3 separate regions of the Mus musculus genome follow, and regions 1 and 3 are each linked to region 2. The links are chromatin loops, found by intact Hi-C in ENCODE. Cell type or tissue: left cerebral cortex. All regions are shown on one strand.

Region 1 (8,000 bases), 500 kb after region 2:
CGGCTTCCTCCAGAAGTTCCCGAACTGGCGCAGAGGGGACTTGGTTGGTCCTGGAGCTAGACTAGACTCTTCGGCTGACCCTCCAGGGTCAAGTAGCCCTGAGCAGGTTGTGAGGGCTCCACCAGTCCCCTTGGGACAAGTAGAAAGAAGTGAAACCCAGCTCAGCCCACAGGAGGCCGGCGGTGGCGCTCCAGGCTTATTTAGAGATGTTTCCACAGACTTTTGAGGCTGGCTTGAATTTCCTGAGCCTCTGGGCAGGCAAGAATGTTAACAGAACAAGCTCAGACTTGGAAAACGTTGTAAAGCTCACCTCCTGGGATCTTCCTGCGTCTGCCTCCACGACCTCTCCAAAGGACCTCGGCGTAATTTTGCTTTTAGGCCGGGTCTGGAGTCTTGGAGCCAACAGAGGCCCGAGGTGAGGGGCCGCACCCGTCCTGAGGAACAGGTCTAGTTGAAGCAAGCAAGGCCCTGCAAGTTGGCTTAGAAGGGGCTGGGTTCCCCATCCAACGCTAGGATGTGGTCAAGCGCGATGCTCTGTGCCTGCGCTCCTGAGCCTTGGGCAGTCACCTGTCAGATGTGGGACCATTCACTAACTGCTCACTCCCGTAGCCTTTTAGCTGAGATAGTTCAGTGGATGCGGCAGGGTCTAGAGTCCAGCGCCAACTCTCTGGCTTTCTCAGACGGACTTCTCATTCTGCACCCAACAGTTCTGTAAGCGGAGTACTGGGCTTTCTCATAGAGTCCCGCCAGCGAGGACAGGGAACAGTCTAAATAGAAAGGCGGCTGCAGAGGGGATCGGAGCCCTCAGGGCTTCTCGCCGCAGTGTTTGCAAAGCGCCGAGGGCGATCCTGAGAAGGTGGCACACTTGTCTGGGCAGGGCCCGAGCGCGGTGCCCGCCGAGAACGGGTAAATCGCTGCCTGGCCAAAGGGCGTTAGAGGCGCGGCGGCCACCGGCGCCGCGAGGCCCTGGCCTTGGTTGAGGTATGCTACCAAGCGCCGCATCTCCTCCAGGGCCTGCGCCTGCATGAGGATGTAGTTTTTGGCCAGCAGAAGTGTGGCTATCTTGGAGAGCTTGCGCACCGACGGGCTGTGCGCGTAGGGGATGACTGCGCGCAGTCCGTCCAGCGCGTCGTTCAGGTCATGCATGCGTCGCCGTTCGCGCGCGTTGATGCTGAGCCTCAGCGAGCGCTGCTCCCGGGGCCGCCGCCGTGCGTCAACCGCAACCCCGGACCCTCGCCGCCGCCGCCGCCTCTCGAAGGCTTCGTCCTCGTCGCCGCTCTGCTCGCCGCTGCTCTCCACCGTCGCGGCGGGGACACGAGAAGCGGGAGCCGCCGGGAGGTCGCCACCCGGACCCGATGCACCGAAGCCGCGTGTGGTCTCCGGTCCGCGCGCTGCAGCGTAGGCGTGGCCGGTCGCCGTGTAGCTGTGGCTCAGCGCCAGGTACGAGTCCCCCGACAGCGACTTGAGCTCGGCCATGACCTCTGGAGCCCGCTACGGCAGTATGGCTTCTTGCCCTGCGGGCGCGTCCACCTGTCCAGCTGTCTGTCAGTCCCCGGGCCTGCGCGTGGCCTCTCCGGCCGGCCACCCTTCCTGCGCCTTCTCACCAAGGCGCGTGGCCGGCCGGGGCCGCTCTACCTCCCACTCGTATTGGCTTCGTTTTTAAGCTGCTGAGGCTCCCGATGGGACTTCACGCCGTCCAATCAGAGGGGACCTGCTGCCGGCATCTTCCCAGCCCCGCTCCACCCTCTATGCGGACCCACGGGCCTGAAGATGGGAGCCGCGGAACCTGAGGGCGCTTTGCCTGCTTCTTGGCCCCTCAACTGCCATTTCTTGTTTCCTACGGGGTCACTTTCCCAAAGCTCCAGTCTTGCCTTGTTCTGAGACCCCATCCGCAGGAGCTGCGCGCTGAGCGGGAGCTCCCAGCTGGGTTCTCCTCCAGGTCTCCGTATCCTTGCGAGTTGAACCAAATCAAATCATCTTCCTGTAGGCGGCAGGTCGTCGGTCCCTTCTGTCTGTCGCCTCAACACAAAGTTCTCCTGACAGGTGTATTCCAGTGTGGCTCCCGCGTTTGGGATGAAACCTTTTGCTTAGGACAGACAGACGTTTCCCTCGACTTCTGAGGTGAAGGATTCCCAGTCTTGTCCTGGGGGGAAGAGTATGATGGATTTTCTGTTTTGGCTGGGGAGTGAGGGCTGAGCAGAGGTCGCTGTAGAAGTGTCCAGGTTCCTTCTTGTAAGTGAGGAACTGGGGTTGACTTCACCTGCCCAGGCTTCAGTCTCAGCCCAGACCCCTCCCCACACAACAGATAATCTAGAGCCTGGTGCTTCCTGTGCTCCGGCTGGTCCTGAGTGTCTGGTTCCTATGTTGTTACACACTCAGGAGCAGGGGCTGTGCTAGGGGCTGGCTCATCTTTCCTAGTATGGGAGCCACGAAGCCAAAGTCTCTGCCTTATTGGAGACTCAAACTCTCTGAGGTTAGGAAAGGCAGAGCAGGTTGAGTTTCTGGTACCACCTAGTGCTGAAGGCTCCCTTTCTACCTAAAGAACATGAGGAGCTGCAGGCTGCAGGCTGGCCCTTCATATTTGTCAACTAAAGCCCCAAACATGAAGGCTGCTGAGGGGCTTGGTGCTTTTTGAGAAGTCCTCCAAGGTATGAACTTGTTAGGGCTCTGTGGTTTCAGCAAGAGGTCGATTCTCTTCAATATGGTAAGAGATGGGGTCTCCCTGGCTTCCAACTCTGTTCTGAGTTTCACCAGAAAAAGAAATTATTCAGTTGTTGGGCACTCTCTAAGAGCGCATAGATGCTAGAGGCACACTTGTGAAGTGAGTGTCGGTGAGAGCCATGTGTTTTCTGGAAGGTTCCAGGAACTCTATGTCATCACCAGTATGCAAGAACACAGATACAAACACATATGTGCTTAAGGAACATCAGACTTTGCTCTGGGCCTGGAAAAGAAAGAAACCAGACAACATCTTCTTGACTGCCAGAACTAGTTCACCATGTGGCCAGCTACACTGTGGAGGGCAGGTATCACCTAGAAGGACATCCTGGCCCAAAGAATGAGGTGCTTCTAAGAGTCCTTTTCCAAGTACTTGTCCCTGGGCTGATGGTGGTATGGGTGGGAGTTGGCAGTCCTGAGGCTATGGATCACTTCAGGCAACAAGAGACAAGATCTACAAGAGGAATAATGGGGCCATTGGGATGCAAAGATGGAAAGGCACACAGTAGTAGCACAAGCCCCTGAAGCTGTTCAGGGGAGTCTGTCTCCTTGGATGACAGGGAGGTTGGCCTCCAGAATGACATCCCAAGAGAGTAGTTTTGAAGCTGCCCCTGTGGCAGCAACTGCATAGATTGGAAGGGGAGGACAGCATTGCACTTGTCTGCTCCAGTCCAGTAGAGCTTCCAGAGCCTGACCAAAGCAGTGTGGGAGGCTAGGAAGAGAGCGCTGTTTGCACGGATCCAGGTCTCAGCCTGTGGGTGGAGGACGGCTCCTGTGGCCATGCTGAATGGGAGGCTCTTGGGTGATGTGGAGTGGATATTGTTATGAGTGGGGTGTCAGCAGGGTGCACTAAACTCTAGGCCATGGCCATGGATGTGGTGGGTCTTCAAGCTTTGCTTTAACAATGACTGCTATTGATTTGCATTAAAGATACAACCTGGGTCTATGAGGGATAGACTCTGAGCTTTCTAAACTGCCCAGCCAGGAGAGTAGATGTCCTCCAGTTAGAAGACTAATGTTAGTTGTCTGACAGAATCTATAATCACCTGGGAGGTATAGCTGAGTATTTCTGTAGGAGACATCTTGGTCATGACGGTAGGCTGAGAAGGCAGGTCTACTGTGCCCTGGGGTGGGATCCTGGGCTGTTAAATGAAGAGAGTGATATAAGCATCAGTTGCTCTCCTATTCTGGCTGTGTGTATGATGTGGTCATCTGCTTCAAGCTCCCGCCACCTCGATTTTCTCACACGATGGACTCTACCTTGAACCATGAACTAAAACCCACCCTTCTGCAAGTTGCTTTCTGCCAGAGTGTTTATCACAGAGACGAAAAAGAAATGGAGACATCCAGTTAATTGAGAACATTCAGTTGCATCCATCACAGCTCTGAAGGGTTAGGTTGGGGACAGGCATGGTTGCCAGCCACCTGTTTGTAATAGGCAAGATGGCTGGGTGTGGTAGCACTTGCCTTTAAACCCAGCACTTGTGAAACAGATGCAGGTGGATCTCTAAGTTCAAGGCCAGCCTGGTCTCCACAGTGGGTTTCAGGACATTCAGAGATACATATGAGATCCTATCAAAACCAACAAACCAAACAAACTGCAAACCAACTTGCAATAGGCGAGCTGCAAGGAGAGGCAGAGTTTTGCAGTGCCACACTGCCACCTGTAGTGCCACACTGCCACCTGCTGGATGATAAGGAGATTGCACAAGCAACTTCTCAGGCTCTTTCCCAGATTGGTGGGCAATTGGAGAAACCCCAGGTTTACCATCACCCCTATCCAACGTTCCTTTGCTGGAGCTGGGCGCCGTAGGCATACCAGGGCTGAGTAGGACCACAGCTGAGAAGGCAGCGCTCTTGATGCCTCTCATCCACGAAGCATGGGAGGACATGATGCTCTGCACCAACCATTTGTACGTTCCCATTACAGATGTGGGTCCTCTCCGTAACACACATGGTCTTAGGATAACGCATGGGACTGGAGCCAGGACAGCCCCATCCTGACTCAGAGTGGGCGTGGTCTGGCTTTTTTTTGAGGTTAAAATGGACCTTAGATTTTGGATGAGACTCTTCCCCCACTGTTTGGATGTCAGGTAATGGTGGCCTCCTCTGGGTAATTCAGCCATCTCATATGAGGGAACCTGGTGACCCTTGCCTCATGCAGACTTCCCAAGTGCTTCTGGGTGGCACGAGTCCATGCCCTCAAATTCTTTCTGGGCATGGACTTTTCATTTCCCACGGGGGACTGTCTTAGGCTCTGTTCTATTGCTGTGAAGAGACACCATGACCACAGCAACTCTTTCAGAAGTTTAGTCTATTGCCATTATGACAGGAAGCAGGGAGGCACACAGGCAGAAATGGTGCTGGAAAAGTAGTGGAGAGTTCTATATCTGGATCTGCAAGCTGCAGGAAGAACACACAGGACCTGGTTTGGGCGTTTGAAGTCTCAAAGCTCATCCCCAGGACACGCTTCCTCCAACAAGGCCACACCCACTCCAACAAAGCCATGCCTCTTAATCTTTCTCAAGTAGTAGTAACACTCCCTGATGACTGAGCATTCAAATATATGAACCTATTCTTATTCAAACCACCACAGGGGCCATGGGGGAAAGTCTTGCCTTTGTGCCCTCTCTTCTTTTCTTTTCTTTTCTTTTCTTTTCTTTTCTTTTCTTTTCTTTTCTTTTCTTTTCTCTTCTCTTCTCTTCTCTTCTCTCCTCTCCTCTCCTCTCCTCTCCTCTCCTTTCCTCTTCTTCTTTTCTTTTCTTTTCTTTTCCCTTTCTTTCTTTCTTTCTTTCTTTCTTTCTTTCTTTCTTTCTTTCTTTCTTTCTTTCTTTCTTTTTTCCCCAGGATCTTTTTAGAAGCTCCACAAGGGACATGCTCCCATCTGCGCACCAGCTGCAGGAGAATTGACAAGACCTCATCCTTTCCCCTTTATTCTCCCTTCCCCCACAGGAGCATCTGCTAGCCTTTTCCAAGGTGATGAGGAAGTGTCCTGTGTATGTTTTATTTATGTTTTTAGGGTTGGCAAGATCGCTTCATAAGCCTGGTCACCAGAGTTCAATCCCTAGAACCTACATAAGAGAAGTGAGTCCTGAAAGTTGTCATCTGACCTCCATACAGGTGCTGTCTCTCTCTCTCTCTCTCTCTCTCTCACACACACTCACACACACACACACACACATGCTTACACAGCACACATGCTCACACACATATGCTCTCTCTCATACACATACCCATGCTCTCACATACACATGCTCACACATACACATGCTCACATACACACATGCACACACTCACATACTCACACACATACACACCTGCTCACACACCACACATACAAATGTAATACATAACACTACAGCTGTGTTTTAAACATGTTTATCAAGACATAATTTGTATAATGTGCAACTCGTTCATCTAAAACATTTAGTTCAAAGACATTCAGAAGCTGTATTCTGGGATACACAGCCCTCACCCTAACTAACCTCAGGACAGCCTCTACCTCATCCTACTAGAGTCTCCTGCTGGCGTTCTCACCCCGCCCAGCCCACACCTGCACTGCTGACAGTCTCTGAACTGGGCTTGTGGAGTTCTGCTCTGCACTGCTTAGTTGACTTAGTTGAGGGGTGTTCTCTAGAGTGATTCCTCAGGTTATGAGAGAAGAAACACAGGGTTCGGCTTCAGTCTCGATGTAGTTACTTTGTAGCAGTTTCCCCCGTATTTCAGCACTCCTCTTTCCCAGAAGATAGAGTTCTTACTCCATGAGAATAACATTCTAGGTCCTGCATGTCTTCCCTACCAGTCAGATGTGGGTGGGTGGTGCTGACCCTGATTATAGCACCTGGGACTTGGCTGTAAGTACCCTTTGTCTCCCAGAGTTGAGCTGAGTTGTTTCTTCTCTCCCTGGAGGCCTTTTGGACACTTCCCCTGCCTCAAAGGACAAGTTCCCTCTGGTTCTCCCTTGCAGAGAACTGAGAACAATGATGGATTCAGACCTCTGATCTCACAACCTCAGCCCCTACTTCTGTCTCAGCACACCACTGATCTGTATCCTCCTGCAAGATCTTAGCAGACCTCACCGTGCAAATCTTGGATAAACACACAAGCATGTGAGTGTATGTGCGGTTTTCTTTCTTACTTGTTTCTAATTTAATCGCCCTGTGGTCAGTGAACATGGCTCTTAGTAATTTTATTGAATGGAATTGAGACTTTCTTTCCTCCAATGTGTGGTTAATCTTGGAAAATATACCTTGTGTTTAAACCGCAAAGAGTGTGTGCATGTTGAAGAAGAGCCACTCGCTTCCAAGCAAGATACTCCATCCAATCCCTAAGTTCATGCCCTCCACACTTTTTTGAGACCAGGTCCTACTCTGTTATCTAGACTGCCTGAGAACTCCCGATATTTCTGCCTCAGTCTCCTGAGTACTGGGATTGTAGACGGGTGCTTCCATGCCCAACTTAATTCATATTTCTTACACGTTTATCCACTAGATTCTGAAAGAACAATAATAAAGTCTTATTATGTAATTAAAAAAAACACGTACAACCCAATAGATAACAAGACAAAATAGAGCCCTGTCCCAAAGCTCTTCTGCTGTAGGTATGGAGGTTAGTCTGAGAATCTATTCCTTGAAGATGTTAGTAAGATTGCCTGACTTGTTGGGATGTGCTTTAGGCCCAGCATGTATACATTCAATAGAAAAATTCAACACATTGCATTCTTTTCAGGGCAGTTTCAGTTGCAGAAAAACTGATGAGGAATTACAGTGTTACGGATGTGTCATCTCCACCCTACGGTTACCAGTGGTCTGTATTAGTGGGAGATATTTTCTTTCTTTCTTTCTTTCTTTCTTTCTTTCTTTCTTTCTTTCTTTCTTTCTTTCTTTCTTTCTTTCTTTCTTTCTTCCTTCCTTCCTTCCTTCCTTTCTCTCTCTCTCTCTCTCTCTCTCTCTCTCTCTCTCTCTCTCTCTCTCTCTCTCTCTTTCTTTCTTTCTAAGATTTATTTTATTTTTATTTGAGTACACTGTAGCTGTTTTCAGATACACCAGAAGAGGGCATCAGATCCCTTTACAGATGGTTGTGAGCCACCATGTGGTTGCTGGGGATTAATCACAGGACCTTTGGAAGAGCAGTCTGTGCTCTTAACCACTGAGCCATCTCTCCAGCCAGAGGCATTTGCTCTTATTGATGGGCCTATGTTGATATGTTATGATCGGAACTACGGCTATGTGAGATTCATTCTTGGTATTGCCTATCTTCAGAAGTACACTGTTACCCCATAA
Region 2 (8,000 bases):
CTCTCCTACCCACAGACTGGGAGCTGGGGTAGACCGTCCTCCTGTTGAAGGCCTGTGACCACACAAGGATAACAACTCTCAGGATGAAGTGGGGCAGAACTAGGAAGACGGATGGCTGGAAGAGCTAGGACGGCGTGGGTACCAAAGGGAGCCTCAACCACAAATGTTTCAGCTTGCTCTTCAAGGGGGTCCAGCTAACTAACACTCTGGGACAAACTGACCCCTTGTCCCCACTGTATCCCTCTATGTCCTGTGGAGAAGCATGACCTGGCCCTACCTGTAGGCTGAGGTGGTAGCCACAGAAAGTTGAGGTCCTTTGGCCACAGATATGTGATGCAGGGTCAGAAGTCAGACAGCTTTTCCCATCACAGACCTGCCTAGGGCTTCCCACACCTGGGAGCCAGCCACCTGGCAGGAGCTCGGATATATAGCAGTGGGGCCTGCCCAGAAGGGACCTCAGTGTCCAGACTTAGCTCCCGCTGTCACTCGTTAGGTGAAGGCTGAGAATGCAAGAGGGAGCTGAGCAGGCTGAGACCCACATGGTGCTGGTAGCTACGGCCATCTGGGAAGTAAGCATAGCCAGGGAATGGGGGAGTAGTGAGGAATAAGAGCTGTCCTGGGCTAGGATGAAGGATCCTAGGATCCAGGCAGGGGAGGCAGAACAGTTACATGTTGCAGACCCTGAGTCCAGCAGGTGTGGGACAGAGGGCAGGGAGGTGGTCAGGTGTATAAGGCCGAGTAGAGATGAGACCAGGTAGGTAAGACCCTGGCCCACAAGCTGAGTTGGGCACACAGCCTGTAAAAAGTGTTTGTGAGTCTCTGTGTAGGGTAGCCAGGGGAGGGATGTGTCTAGAGTCAATTAGACCAAGGGAACTCCGAAATCCATATTCAGGGGACTTTCAAGGTAAAGAGCTGACCCCATATCCAGGAGCTGACAGCTTTAGTGGGACTTTCAAGGTAAAGAGCTGACCCCATATCCAGAAGTTGACAGTTTTAGTGGGACTATCCCTTCCCTCTGGAGGCTGACCAGCTTCAGTTAATCCCAAACTCATCTCCTGTATTCTGGACTGATGCTGCCACATCACCTCAGTCCCAGTCAAGGACAGACGGGACTGCGAGCCTCTCTGACTCTTGCACGCTGCGGTGATGGGCCCTCAAGTACCAGAATGAAGGATCCCTGGACCACCCTGGCTCCTGCATTATGGGCTGAAGAACCCTCTTCCCTAATTACCCGACACCTTGATCTTGGGCTGGTCATCTTGACCCTGTGTCCTGGGCTGACCATTCCGGTTCACCCAGACCTCTGAGTGTTAAGTTGATGGGTACCAGGTGACCATACCTGTGTGCGGGGTGAATGGACCCACCTCATCCCAACCATGTCCAGGTCTGCCGAGCTTGTGGCTTACCCGAACCCATAGGTCAACTACCCCACAACCTGGGAGGAGGGACCTGGCTCACCACCACCGGTGCCCCGGGCTGCCAAGGCCATAGGTCACACAGCCGGAGTGCTGGTTAGGCCTCTAGGCCACCACCCTGACCCCAGCGTGCAGCCGCCCCCGTCCAGCCCACTCACCTTTGGCGCTGCCCGTCCAGGCCAAGGCCGGCGGGCGCCGTCGTGGGGCTGAGCAGGCCCTGGGGCGCGGGCCTGGCTGGCAGCCCCGGGAGGCCTCCAGGTGGAGCGGGCGGCGGCGCGGGCGCCTCGCGGGCCTCGGTGGGCGGTGGCGGCGGCGGCGCTGGCTTCTCGCCTCCGGGACCCAGGCTCGGGGGCCGTCCGTCCAGGGAGATGTTGTTGAGAAAGAAGAGGGCGGCCTGACGGCGCCGGGAGTCCCCGCGCCTCCGCGGCACGGCCGGCGGGTTCCGGGCGGCCGGCGCGGGCCTGGAGGGGCCGGGGGCCGGACCCGGGGCTCCTCCCGCCGCAGCCGCGGCCATGCTCGAGTGCGCCGCCGCGCCGCGCCGCCGCGCAGCTGCCCATTGGCCGCGGCGCGCTTGCATGCAAATACCACCCCGTCACTCCCGCCCATTGGCCGCGGCGCGCCCATATGTAAATATAGTTCCGCGGTTCCTGTCTATTGGTTGCGGCGCGCCTGTATGCAAATACCACCCCGTCGCTCCCGCCCATTGGCCGCGGCGCGCCCATATGCAAATATAGTTCCGCGGTCCCTGTCCATTGGTTGCGGCGCGCCTGCATGCAAATGAGGCTCCTCTGAGCCCTTCGATCGGCTAGCGATATGTGGCTTGCCCCGGCGCTCCCCTGAGTCCTAGAGTCTTCTGTCTGTTGTAGGTTTGGCGTGGCTAAACACGGCAAGGTCGGTAGGTGCACGGAACCTGTGTCCTGTTCTCCCGTCCAGGACTCGGTGTACAGGGCACCCTTCAGCGAATGTTCATTATGGGCTGCAGACTCAGGGTGCGGGCCTGTTGTGGTCACTTGCTCCGGGGTGTTCCCTCAGCCCTGGGGTTCTTCTGGGCAGGTATCCATCCATGTTCCACCAGAGCCTGTAACTTCCGGGCTGTGCCGCCTGGCCTCCTCACTGACTGCTGAAGACACCCGTCTATGGTCTGAGGGCAGCTGACATCTCAGTTGCCTCATGGACGTGGTCTTGAGTCTGCATGATACTGGAGTTTCAGTTTCCTTCGTGGAGGATGTCCAGGACTCGAGTATACAAACCCTTCTGGCTCAGTACCGTGTGTGTATGTCGGCCCTTCCCTGTACAGAGTCTTCACCCTACCATCACCTGCTCTTTCCAGCTCCCAACCTATGTGGACTTCTTATCTTTCTTTTGTTTTGTTTTTCAAGTCAGGGTTTCTCTGTATAGTGTAGACCAGCCTGGCCTCGAACTCAGAAATCTGCCTGCCTCTACCTCCCAAGTGCTGGGATTAAAGGCATGCGTCACCACTGCCCGGCGACTTCTTGTCTTTAAAGTGTTTGATGGATCATTGAAGAAACACAAAGGAAAATCTCCCCAATGTTCTTTTTGGTCTATGGTCACTGCCTGCTCTGGTCCTGTGGCTGCTTAAAATGGGTGCTGGAGTGGAGTTGGTTGAGGGAGAGAGATCCCTGGGAAGTGGCTTCTTTCCTTGGGAGAAGCCATCGGTAGTGTTACCTATAGGAGTTCATACTGCCAGTTCCTTCCCTGCTTTTAAGGCTCAGGCAGGCTGATTCTGTCAGACACCCCCCTCTATCCATGGCATCTCCCTGTCATCCCTGAACAAGTAGGCTTACCCTTACTCTGTTCTGACCCCCCTCTTCTCCACTGCCTTTTCCTAGCTACCCTGCCAGGAACCAGTGACAAGGTGGACAGTTTTCCTGTCTAGTAGAACGCAGGGCTTGGTCCATTGAGTGGTGGGCACTCCCAGAGAGAGTAATTTCTGTCAGGGGGTCATGGTGTCTGCTGACCTGGGGTGGTGTCCTTCACACTCAGGCTGCTTACCTTTCTGAGTTTTGGTCTCTGGTAGTATGAGGTGCTAGCTGTATGACTAAGCTGCTTTGGGATGGGTAATTGATCGTGGCTAACAGAAGCCACTGTCTGACAGGGATGACAAGGAGGTGTGCTCCTGGCAGGGTACCATGAGTGTGGACATAGCCCTAGAGCTAGACCCCAATATTGGCAGACAAACCTGTGAGGTGATTGAGGGACATTTAAACAGGAACTTGGCCTCTTCCTGGGTGTGGTACTGTGGGTTTTTTTCCCTCACAGACCAAACCTGACCAGGAGGTCAAAGTGGATAAAACATACAGCTTGTGTTTTATTCAAATTTGAAAAAGCTGAAGAATCTTGTAACTGATTGAACACACACACACACACACACACACACACACACACACACACACACACCTGGCTGTCCCTTGGAATTTTGTCCTTCGGGCCTCTCAGGTGTGCTCAGTAGAGAATGGTACTCTGTTAAGCCCAGGCCTCACCCAGTCCCAGTGACAGTTTCTCCAGTTCTGGAAGTTTCAGGCTCTTACAATTATACCCACAGTTCCCTTTTATGCTGTAGTCCTTCTACCTGGTTTGGCCAGCTCCAGCCTTCCTCACTCAGTTATGGTCAAGTGAGTTCTCCTTGGCTTTCACCCTGACCTTTTGGCACATATTTAGATGCTTATAAGAGCATGCTAGGAACTTTGCCTGCTTGGCACACTTCTATTCAACCCTCAAAACCCAAATCTAAGCTTCAGGTGCCACCTTCCTTGACCTCCCCAAGGCAGCTTCTTTCTCCCTTATTTCCCCACACTGGACCCTGACTGGTGCTTTGCCAACAGTGCCTGTTTTTGCCCTGGAAATGGCAGCTCTTAAACTTCATACACAGGTATTTCCCTAAGTTTCTTCAATACCATCAGGATCTAGTGGTTCAGGGCTGATTCTTAATTCTTAGTCTTGGTTGCATCTGCCAAGACTCCACAAGGGGGCGCCTGAGACCGCGCTGACTGAAGCGTCCTTCCTAGCCTGGAAAAGTCTGGGACCTCCATCTCCTCTGGAGGTGGGGACCTTGCCCAGAAAAAGAAGCAGGGCTAGGCTGAGGCTCCCCTATTCCCCGCCCTGCCTTCAGATGGGAGGAGCTTCCCAGAAACCTGAGAAGAGACTTGGCTGGCCAGCCCCTCTGGATGTAGGCGGAGCTTATGGGCATTGACTATTCCGAGCTATCTTCAGGTCGTGTGGCTTGACTTGTGCAGGCAACAGTCTGTGACAGCTACCTCTGGGCAAATGCAGTGTCCCTCAGTCTGGAGAGTTAGGTCTCCCGACAGCTGTTAATGGGGGAGAGGCTGAAGTCCTCCTTTGGGCTCCTGGGACCTTCCGCCGGTGTCAGGGGTTCCTTCGGTTTCCTCTTCCCTTGGGATGGCTTCTTGGGGGCTGTGGGAAAGATGAAGTTAGAATAGAGATGGCAGCAGCCGGTTTTTCTGGCTTTCTACTTCTAGGCTCAGGAAAACGCAACTTGGTGAAGTCTGTTGGCCACTCTTGCTCCTGACAAGGTAGTGACTGGCTGGAGCACGGGAGGAGACCCACAAGTATGACCAAAGGGCTGACTCTCACAGAGCCTAACCCCAGAGTCTCTCTCACTGCCAGCGTGGCTGGGACTATGACCACAAGGGGTGGGCATCTGGTCTGGGCAAGTAACACCCAGGACCTTCTGAGATGCTGGGTCTATGGAGCAGAACCTCAGTTTCCCTCATGTGTGTCAAGTGGTGTTGAGTCTATGTGCTGGTCAGAGCACAGACAGAGACAGCTACAAACCCCTCCCATTCTGCATGGCTTGAGTTAATCCTAGGATGTGTGACATCCTGCTAGGCAAAGTGGGAGCATGACCCTCACGGGACATGAGCCTGTTCTCACTGGCTGTCTTACTCAACGTGAAAGGCAGAAGGTGAGACTCTGGTAACTCAGTGGACCACACCCCAGCCCGTGCGTACATAGCAGGAAGTGCTTGGAAATGACACAGAAACCCTGGCCTCCACTCGGAGCAAACACAGGCTGCGGTCAGTCCCTTTCCGGCAACAATGGCTTATTGTGGTGGCCCCAGCCCAGCCTGCTGAGCTGTAGCCTGGGCAAACATAGGGTACATGCATATTAGCTTAGGTGTTCAAAGACTCACCATTGTGCACCGGAGGAGGAAGTGTCCTGACACTCTTACCCAGGACCAGGCTGGGAGTCTGCTATCTTATCAGACAGAGTTGAACTCAAAGGTACCGCCCTGGGCAAACATGTGAGCAGCCCTGACACTGAAGGAACACATACCCCAGAGCCAGCTGGATGTGCCTCTGTGGCTGCCCAGAGGGTCACAAGAGGGTCCAAAGATGCCAGCACCAGGGAGCTGCTTACAGGGCACGGTATAACTGTCTTCAATTCCCTGTCTCTCTTTTGGAGACTGGGGCTCATATTGCCTAGGCTGGCCTTGTGGCAGTTGAGGATCCTAATGTAATTTACATTGTTCCCGTGGCTGGGGGTGGTGGTGCACACCTTTAATTCCAGCACCCAAGAGGCAGAGGCAGGTCAGTCTGTGAATCTGAGGATATAGCCTGGTCTTTTTTACAGAGAAAGTTCCAGGCCAGTCGGGGCTATATAGTGAAACCCTGTCTCAGAACAAAACAAAAGAACAAATCAGAACAAAAACCAACGCATTGTTCTCTGTGGAAGATGTTATTTCTTTATGTGTGGGATGTGAGCTCCAGAGGCTCAGGGGTGCTAGGCAAGCCTTCTGCCAACTGAGCTGCACCCCAGACCCTCTCAGCCGCACTCTTAACTCTTAAGTTTATGGAACTCTGGTGTTGGTCTTCTTGAGGGAAGGAAGCTAAGGCCCAGGATTACCTCAAGGAGGTCATTTGGCCAGGATTCACAGAGGCCTTTCCTGAAGAGGCTCGGGGCTTCTATCAGGCTCCAACTGGAACCCAGATGCTATTCTCCAGGTGTCTAGAGACACACCCATCACATTCCAGGCCCCGCTTTCCCCTCCCGGAGGTAGGTACCTTTGTCCTGCAGGTCTGAGGCCCGCTTCCTCTTCTGTTGCTGACTCTGTTGGTGGTCTTCAGCATGCCCCACCCCTGGCATGCTTGGCTCTGCACTTGCCTCAGAAATCAGGCCCGCCTGGGCAGAAGGAGACACGCTCAGGGCAAAGGACACCCTCTCCTGCCTGGGCATCCGCCAGGACTAACTTGAATGAGTGACTGAGGACCCACCTTGGTGTCTGATGTGTCTGACTCCTCCAGTTGCTCCAGGGCTAGCCTTTGTGCTCTGACCTTCTTTGGCTCTAAAAGACACGAATGAGGTCAGCCAGACTGGCAGTCTTGGGCATGCAGTCCCAGGACAAGAAAGAATAATGACTCTTCAGATGAGGACATAGAGGGGCTGCCCCCGGGGATCTTGCCGGAGTTCTGAACCTAGGTTCACTTGCTAGGTAGCTCCCTGCTTGGCTTTTTCAGCCCTGTGAGTTGGAGCCTTCCCTTAGAACAACGTCTTCTGGACCTCACAGCCTCTATCCACAGTGGGGGAGACCCTGCTGGAGGCCTGCAGGCTGCCATTCACATCCCTTCCCACTGCACATCACTTCTGACTGGAAGTGCTCTGAGTGCTAACATTACCTGTGGTCCCACCAGTGTCAGGCCTCTGCAGGTGAGGTCCTGGCTGTGGCCTTCCTCCAGCCTCCTCTGCAGTCCTTCCAGGAGAGGTCAGGCCCATACAGACTCCTGGGAGAGGGTGTGAGGTATCCTGGGAGAGGCAAATTAATGGTTTGAGTCTGTCTGTCTGTCTCTGTGTCTGTCTCTCTTTCTCTATTTTGTCTGTCTTTCTCTGTCTCTCTTTCTCTATTTTGTCTGTCTGTCTCTGTCTCTCTTTGTCTCTGTCTTTCTCTGTCTCTCTTTTGTTTCTCTGTGTCTGTCTGTCGTCTGTCTCTCTTCTCTCTCTGTGTATAGCTCAATCTTCAGACTATCGTAGGTGTTCAGTCCTTTCCATTCGAGTGTGAACAAGACAGGCTACTCTTTGGTATTAGCTGGTGGGGCAGAGAGAAGAAGGCAGCCCAAGGAGGTGCAATACTACCTACCCTGCAGTGGAGCTGCATAGAGGCTGAGGACAGAGCTGGGATCCTTACCTTGGGAGTAGAGTATTCTTCAGACTCCTGAGCTCTGGTCTCTGTGCTGACATTACTGAGAGTATGGGAGCTGGGAACCAGGGGTCTGGACAAGGTGGGCAGCTGGGGGCTGGGAGTGTAGACAATTTTAGGGCTGAGTGGCAAAGGTTGGCCAGTTGACTTGGAGATGTCCCGACACCGTCCTCGGTCAGAGAGGTCCAGAGGCTTGTCTGGGGGGCAGTCCTGAGTGGCTACATGTGTCTCCTTCCTCTGGGAGCTACCTTGGCCTGTAGTTTGAGGGTGCCACCCATCAGGCTGGGCCTCTGTACTCAGAGCTGGCTTGGGGGCCTCACTGTCAGAGCCCTCAGAATCCGAGCCCGCTGGTGGGGAAGATGGCATCTCTTCTGGTGCAGATGGGACCTGCAACCTGGCAGTGCTTGCCCGTG
Region 3 (8,000 bases), 160 kb after region 2:
TGACACACAGGTTCACACAGTGGTCCTAGCCTGGGGCCATTCTCTCTGCAGGGAGAAATGCCAACTGAGGGAAGAGCCATTCTCTCTGGCTCTATTCATGCAGGACAAACACATTTGTATTAAGGTGTTGGTTAGAAGTTGACAGGAAATACCAGCTTCTATCCAGCTTCAATATATCTCCTAAGGCTGTGTGTGTGTGTGTGTGTGTGTTGTATGTGTGGTGCATGCATGGTGTGTGTGTTTTGTATGTGTGGTGTGTGTGTTTTGTGTGTGTTGTATGTGTGGTGTGTTTATGTTGTGTCCGTGCATGTAATATATGTGATGTGTGTGTATGTGTGTGGTGTGTATGGTGTGTGTGGTATGTCTGTGTTGTGTGTGTTGTATCTGTGTGTGTTGTGTGTGTGGTATGTGTGTGTTGTATGTGTAGTGTGTGTGTGCATATGGAGGCCAGAAATCAAGTTTCAGTGTTTTCTTCTATCACTCTCTACCCTATTTTTTGAGACAGGATCTGTCACTGAACCTGAAGCTTGTCGATTTGGTTAGACTGACTGGCAGCAAGTCCAAGTGATCTTTCTGCCTTTACCTCCTAAGTGAGCTGCTGCTCCTGGCTGTTGAACATGGGTGCTGAGAATACACACTCTGATCCTCATCCTTGCAGGGCAGATACTCAGTGAGCCAGATCCCCAGCCAGTGATGCATCTTCTTTGAAGACAGGCATGATCATAGAGAAGTGGACAAAAGACTGGAAACAGGTCTTTTCCTATATTCATATTCGTCAAGCTATAGGCTCATGATGAATGCTGGCCTTTGAATGCATCCAAGGCACACAGTCAGAGAATGAATTTTCTTCTGTCATACTTAAATTATAAACCCAGTTCTGGCGACAGAACTGATGAGGGGCCTGCTGGCAAGAAAATCAGAAAATCAGCCTCAATATCTGTCTGGGGAGAAGAACAGGGAAGGTTCTAAGGGTTCACGTTGACACAGTGCACCACAGTTCCAATAAAATCCCCAGAAACTGTCCCCGAGCAAGTAAGTTTCTGCCCCAAGATTTGCACATAGGACCAGCCGTTGAGTTTAACATTCAGTATTGGGGATGACCCATGAGAGCTAAATAAATTATGGCAAGAATGTGGGTGGCAACAGATGTGATATCCAAACACACTGAGTGGGACCAGAGGGTAGCTCAGTGGATGAAGGCACTGGCTGAGGAAGCCCGGCACACCTCGCTCTGTCCCCGGAACCCGCATTCAGGCTTCTGTGAGATTATCCTGATTACCTTAACTGATATGAGAAGGCCCATCTCAATTAGAGATAGGGCTATTCTCCACTGTGTAAGGAGAGGAGGGAAGCTAAGAGGCACACACACATTTGTTGCTCTTTCCTGTGATCAGCCACTTTAAGCTCCTACTTCACCTCCTTGCCATGATGGAACTGTGACCCGACATAAGTCCTTCCTCTCTTAAACTGTGTTTGTCTTGGTATTTTATCACAGCAACAGGAAAGTAAGGCACAGACAAAAGGAGAACAGGATCTTAGAGTTCTGCATAAGTTCCTTCCAGCTTTGCTCACAACAGCCAAGAGGCGGAAGCCGCTCAGGGGTCGTCAGTGAGTGAGGAAATGATGAAGTAAGTATATGGTCCACACTGCAGACTACCTCTCAGCTCTGAGGAGGAAAGGTATTCTGACAACACAAGGGAGCGCCAAAGGCGTAAGGAGGAGGGACATAAACCAGTCGCAAGAGGACAAACCTTACGTGATCAGCAACTTGAGTTCCCTTGAGCCACAAATGCCGCCGCCGCTCCAGCAATGACTACAAGACTGGGGAGAGAATGAATGCAGACTGGTGTCCAACAGGGATGGAGCCTTACAGAGGAGTTTAATGCTAGTGAGGGTCCCCCCCCCCCCAACGACGTGAATTAACTGAGTACCCTCAGCTGTGCCTTTGAAACAGACTCATAAGCCTAATGTTATGTGCGCCTTCCCAGAATAAAAACCCACATTAATGGCTTACCTACAATAGAGTCTAAGCACAGACACATGGCCGATGCATTTCAGACCCAGGTTCAGCTGTCTTCTGGAGGGGACGCCATTACCAAACCAGAACACCTGGTCCTGAGCCCAGCTATGGCTCTGGGTCAGATTTCTCGGCTCTCAGAGGTGCTGCCATCCATCTGTGTGGAGAAGGAGAGGGCACACAGTAGAGCTTGCTGTAAAGGTCAAAACCCAGACTGCATGTGCAATGCACTGAGCATGGTAGGCCACAGCTCCCACTGTACAGTTGTTCTCAATGCTTTCCATGGCCCCTCTGACCCTTGGACATGTGGACTCCAGGCCCTGTGAGCCCAGTCTAGCAAACAGGTAAAAGTCAACAGGTTTTGCTCTGCATCGGGGAGTTTGGGTCTAAGGGAAAGTCAGGGAGCAGGTATCATGGGAGCTGATTCTAGGGTGTGCTTCTCATTCACATGTCAAAACGGGATTAAGATAGAATACACTATCGGCAAAGGAAGGACTTCCACACATGTCAGAGGGGAGGCCGAGTATGGAGGGCCATGGGCCAGCAGCTGCAAGCATCCCCATAACATACTGAGTACCCAAGTGCTACCGAAGCAGAATTCCCACGTGTGAGACAACCGGGCCATCTGTTAGTCTTGGGGATCCCAAACCTTCCAGCAGAGTGAGACCGTGAGTAGGTGACATGGGGACCGAATGTGCAGACAGCCACCCAGTGAGATCGTGTTGGAGTCCCTTGAAATTCACATGGATGTTTGGCCATGTGTGATGCTCTGGAAACCCACCTAATAGGCCTATGCAGGCAGGCCCAGAACTGGCCATTAAATCTAGGCCTCATCTAACCCAGACATGCCAACACAGATGTCTGGGATACACCCACTATTAGCCAGAGGGGAAGCCAGGGCTTCCAAAGACTCTTGAAGCTGGGGGAGGAGCTCTCATCTGAGACTTCCCGCAGTACCCTGGAGTTACTGACACTCTGGGGCCTCTCCAGACTGTGTACCCGGGTCTTGACATGTCTGTGCTGGGCTGCAGCGTCTTTCTCTGTCTCCTCTGTCTCTCTGTCTCTCTGTCTCCCTCCCTCCTTCCCACTCCTCCTGGAGATGAAAGCTTCAAGAAGAGTCTTGGAACGTCTTCTGCCAGGTGCCCCAGGAGATCCACACAGTGTAGATAACTCTCATTGGCTCCCTCCAGCAAGGCCGGGTGCCTTGGGCTCAGCTGAAACACTTCCGCCCTCTCCTGGCTGAGGTGGGTACTACAGGGAGAGACTAGTGAGAAAAGCCGCCTGAAGCCCCTTCAGGAGCCTCAAGGGCTTCACCAGATCGTACAAGGAAAGTCCTGCGCTGAGGCATTAAGGAGAGACTTGGGGGAACCTTTTGGTCCCAGAACCGGGAAAGGAAACTAGAATAGTCTACAGGGCCAGGATTTTCTGTACCGCATAGAGTCCCACATTTTTATAAATGGGAATACGGGCAACATTATTTTCTAGTTGGAGAAACTGAGGCTTTGAGAAGCAGACACCTTTGTGGGTGCTGGATTGACACTCTAGGGCCTGTGACAGGCTTGGGGAGAAGCGAGAACAACAATAGCAATAAAGCCAAGGACGAAGCTAGCTCTGGTGCTGCTGCACTTAGTAGCCATGTTCTAGGTGCCTCACCAGCAGCACAGGCCCAGCATGCCCTGTGCAGGGTCTGGCCACGCCCCCTCGCAGATGTCTAGCACTGACTCTGAAGTCCTTACCATTAAGACCAGGTGGTATATAAAACGTGCAGGTTTTAGGGTTCGCTGTGGCCTTACGGATGGTAGGGCTCACCTCCATGAAGTTCATTCTAGGCTTTGTAGAGCGCTGAGCCGCAGCTTAATCAGGGCCCGGCCCATATGAGTCCCCACCATCACCTTAGAGCACAGGGCCAGTACTACACATGGCTACCAGTCCCTCCTCTGTAAACAAGCCTGGTTTTAATTTGAGGGTTCCAGGTCATAAGCCCTGGTTAAACATCCCTGACTGGATAGCTACTAAGAGAGGCATGGGACATCCAGGTGTTGCCAGCCAATGCACTCCCCAAAGCGAGGATTCACCACGTACCCTGCTTACTTCTGGAGCTGCCAGGTGGTACATGCTTGCCTTGCCACCCCACCCCCACCCCCGGCCTCCCAGATGCACCAGAGTTCTGAGGATCCTGTATTCTGGGAAGGGAAGTGCTATGCACCCGCTCCAACTGGCCACCAGATTTTCATACTATTAAAGCAAGCCTGGGCCTGAATATAGTCTAAATGGGGGGTGGGGGTGGGGCGCAGCATTCAGGACTAAACAGTCAGCTGTTTTACTCCAACCCCGGGTGTCTGGTGGTAATGTGGGGCCCATATGGCCTGCCAGAGCACAGAATGCAGAAGATTTAGTTAAAATTACTTCTCTCTTATGGTTCTGGGGCTAGATCCCAAGGCCTCGCGCCTGTGAATCAAATGCTCGAGCACTGAGCCACATCCCAGGCTGAAAAGCTTCTTTAATTTCTACTACCATTCTGCCAGCAGTGGGGCGAGCTCTTCTTTCTCCAGAATGATTGAAAAACAGCTTATGGGGAAAGATTCTGTCTCCCTGGGTCCCATCTGAGCCAGGATACAGGGAAGATGTCCCTTGGGATGGGGGCCTCCTTTGGTGGCCTCGCAGCCAACTCTGTGGAACCCAAGCTGCCTGCTTCCACTGTGGATCTACTCCAGACCTCCCTGCCTGGATCAGCCCTTGACGATCACTCTTGCTCCAGCCTGAAAGGTGCCCTGTGTAGACACTGCCCACGTCTGATTTTGCTTTTCCTTCTTCCTAGACAACAACAGAAATGTGTGCTGTGACGATCAAAGGGGCCCAGACAGAGCTAGAGAGAGTGGAGTGGGGCCAGGCCAGGTCACTAGTGTGTTTCCCTTTTGTTCTTCCTCTTGCTGTTAAAGTTATACTAGATGTTTGTAGCTCCTGGAGAAGTTACCAGCACAGGCTGGGGTGAACCAGTATGGGAGGACGGAGGGATGCAGGATGGGAGAAAGAACAGTCAAGTGTAAGGTCCTGCCCAAGGCCACCTGAAACCCATCCTGTCATAACGGAGCACCTAAGATGCCAGGTTTGGCCAGAGGCAGGCCTCTGACAGGCAGTTCAGGCTGGTCCCAAGGAAGAACCTGATGGGAGCATCAGTCACTGAGATGCCCACATTCCAGATTCCTAATAAGCACCAAGATATTCAGATACACTAACTGGTCACACCACCTAAAACGCCAGGAGGCAATTCACAGGTTCTGAAGTGAACAAGAGGCAAGAGGGCCATCCCCACACACGCAGTGTCTCTATGTAGCCAAGGAGTAAGAGAAATGTCTCATGAGAAAGGGAAGGCTAGGATGAGGATTCACTGCCCAGCATTGAGGGACTGCGGTTGAATGGACAGTGATGTCACAGCAAATAAGGCAGCCAGACAGAGCCCTGCTCCTGAGCCCCCCATCATGCATACAACGGCCAGTCTTCCTGTCATAGATAGGGGTACCAACGCATGCATATGGAGGAGGTCATGCCAAGGAGGCCTCAAGCAGTTGAACCTTAGGAAATGTTTTGCACAGGGGCTAAAGTTATCCTCTGACCTATATGCTATGTATGTATATGGGGGCAGCTATACACATGCATGCATGCAAGAGTAAGCCAGAGGTTGTTGGGCATCTTTCTCAGTTCTTCTCTGTCCTATATATTGAGGCATGGTCTGTAGTCCAGCTAGCCAGCTTGCTCTGGGATCTCCTGTTTCTGCCTCCTGAGTGCACAGAATTTTAGGTCGATGACCATGACCATTCACCATTCACACGTGCTGGAGATCAGAACTTAGGGCCTCACATTTATATGGCAAGTGTGTTACCTACTGAGCCATTTTCCCAGCCCCTGAATTCTATACTTTAAAATAGTCACTTGGGTGGATATGGTGGTAACAGGTTCATAACCTTGAACTTAGGAGGTAGAGGCAAGCAGATCAGGGATGCAATGTCATCCTCAGCTTTGTGGCAAGTTCCAGGCCAGCCTAGACTATATGAAACTGTTTCAAAACAAATACAGACCACACACAAAAGCCCAGCAGCAGCAGCAACAAAACAAACACAGGAATAAATGTTGAACCTGGGGTGGAGGCAGTGACTCTGGCGTGGAGCAGGGCCTGGGCCCCATCCCCTGCACCAGGTGCTAAAGCAGTAAACTTCCTGTCCCTTTTGTTTGTGACACTGAAACAGCAAAGATATCCCTCAGTGGCTGATCCAGGGAGATCTGAAGACACAGGACTGCGGTGTCCACAGTAGTGGAAAGATGTCTGTACGAGTATGGGGGCAGGGCAGGGCCCAGCTTCCTTAACCCAAAACAAGAAGCCAGCCACATTCCAAGCTTTGAGCCAGTTCAGACACACATCACCAGTCAAGTGGCCTTGAGAAGCAGCCTGTGTGTTGCGTGAGCTGTTCCTGGTGGGTGTGATAGCAGAACTGTGTTTGTGTTCTACACATGCAAAGAGCAGCTCAGCAAGGCAGTGGGAATGGATGAGGTCATAGGAACCCAAGATTTGGCCCTAAGTAACCTGGGTGGGCTGGGGGTGGGAGCTGTTGATGGCCTGTGTGTGTTCCATGTGTGGGTGTTTAAATGTTTCCAGAACACCATAAAGCAGGAACTGGTGAGCACCACACACAAGGGCTCAGGGTTTCTTCCTGGACCCAGGTGCTGGTCAACTCCAGGCTCCCAAGTTTGTGAGGACTTTGTAGATGATCCCTGGCACCATTACCATTGTGGTGTGTTCAAAGCACATTCCTGGTACCCAGAGCACCAGAATCATTTCTTCCACAGGGATCTGCTGTGTAGGGCCATGAAAGGCAGCCTATTTTGGTTGAATGAGGCTTGCTCCGGCGATCCAGTAGAAAACTCTACAAGGGACACAACAGGGAGCCACGTTCCCAGAGACAGGTGCCTGACACCACAGAGCCCCCCAACTCCATAATTCTGTGATTATAAGTCACTCAGACAATGTCTCAAGCTTCTGGCATTCTGGCTAGACTCCACCCCCACAGTTACCTGACTACAGCCAGGTATGCTCTTCCCCGTAGTTACCTGGAAACAGCAAGATAGTCCAGCCCACTATAAAAGAGGCTGCTTTGCCCCTTCTCAATCTCTTTAAGCTCTCACCTTTCTTACTCTCTTCTCTAGCCCTCCTTCTCTCTCTCCTTCCCCCCTCCCCCTTTCTCCACATGGCCATGGCCAGCCTCTCTCTCTCTTTCTACCCTCTCTCTTTTTTTCCTGCCTTTCTACAATAAAGCTCTAAAACCATAGACTGTCTCTGCTTATCAAGGCCCACCATGCTTGAACAATGGGATAGGCGTTCCCCTAACAAGCCACGTCTAGCCTCCCAACAGAAGGCCTTCCTGCTCTCCAGCCACGGACCGGACCAAGGACTCTCGCCCCCGTGGGAACCACCCAGCAGCCCCTCTCCCCCTGCCTTCTCCTCCCTCTGGCCCAGTGATGATGGAGTCGCCCCCCCCCCTCGGGGGCCCCCCATTTGTTCTCAGCTCTTCCGTGGTGTCCAGCGGTGTCTGGGATGCATGAGACTGAGAACCTGTTGTCTAGGACTGCCCCTTGTCCACCCCCCGCCGAGCTGGGGTTCAGTGGCTTCCTACAGCCAGACACCCACCCCGTTTCACATGGAAAGCATGCAGCAGTATTCCCACGTCCGCCTGCCCACTCCCTCTTTTGCCCATGCCCACTGCCCAACACTGCTGTCTCCTGCTGTGTCCCCTGTTATGGCTTCCGTGGCCTGCAAAACCTGGCTCACCCACATGAATGCACCAGCAAGAAGCAAGAACAGAGATGTGGAGAGGAAAGTGAGACCAGGGGTTCGGAGCTTCCCAGGACCAGAAAACCAAGCATTTCTCCCGGGACCTGGAATTTTCCACAAGCATATCTGTCTCTCATGTGACTTAGCCACATCCTCATT

The links. Hi-C counts contacts between places; a loop is a spot of excess contacts. Peaks named below come from ENCODE experiments on the same cell type or tissue, not always from the same donor. Only the 100,000 strongest peaks of a DNase experiment are listed, where the experiment ranks them.
Region 1: it touches region 2 in a loop (3-fold over the local background); 4 of 42 quality-filtered maps call a loop at or near these places.
Region 3: it touches region 2 in a loop (8-fold over the local background); 18 of 42 quality-filtered maps call a loop at or near these places.

The regions. Positions count from the first base shown.
Region 1 is chr2:180,775,268-180,783,267 of GRCm38, forward strand. It overlaps Bhlhe23 (basic helix-loop-helix family, member e23), which reads right to left and starts at 1,633. Exons shown (of 1, transcript NM_080641.5): 1 at 1-1,633. The coding sequence starts at 1,476. The coding sequence ends at 805. In left cerebral cortex, CTCF peaks have their summits at 4,414 (motif pointing left) and 7,754 (motif pointing right); a DNase peak (open chromatin) is centred at 4,391.
Region 2 is chr2:180,271,527-180,279,526 of GRCm38, forward strand. It overlaps Cables2 (CDK5 and Abl enzyme substrate 2), which reads right to left and starts at 1,939. Exons shown (of 10, transcript NM_145851.2): 1 at 1,574-1,939. The coding sequence starts at 1,929. It overlaps Rbbp8nl (RBBP8 N-terminal like), which reads right to left. Exons shown (of 13, transcript NM_173031.3): 10 at 7,576-8,000; 11 at 7,070-7,196; 12 at 6,668-6,738; 13 at 6,120-6,575. The coding sequence ends at 6,417. In left cerebral cortex, a CTCF peak has its summit at 4,405 (motif pointing right); DNase peaks (open chromatin) are centred at 2,096 and 4,429; H3K4me3 peaks cover 2,105 bases; H3K27ac peaks cover 692 bases.
Region 3 is chr2:180,429,241-180,437,240 of GRCm38, forward strand. No RefSeq gene overlaps it. Among named protein-coding and RNA genes, the nearest start is that of Slco4a1, 23 kb to the right of the region's middle. In left cerebral cortex, a CTCF peak has its summit at 3,258 (motif pointing left); DNase peaks (open chromatin) are centred at 2,655 and 3,246; H3K27ac peaks cover 309 bases.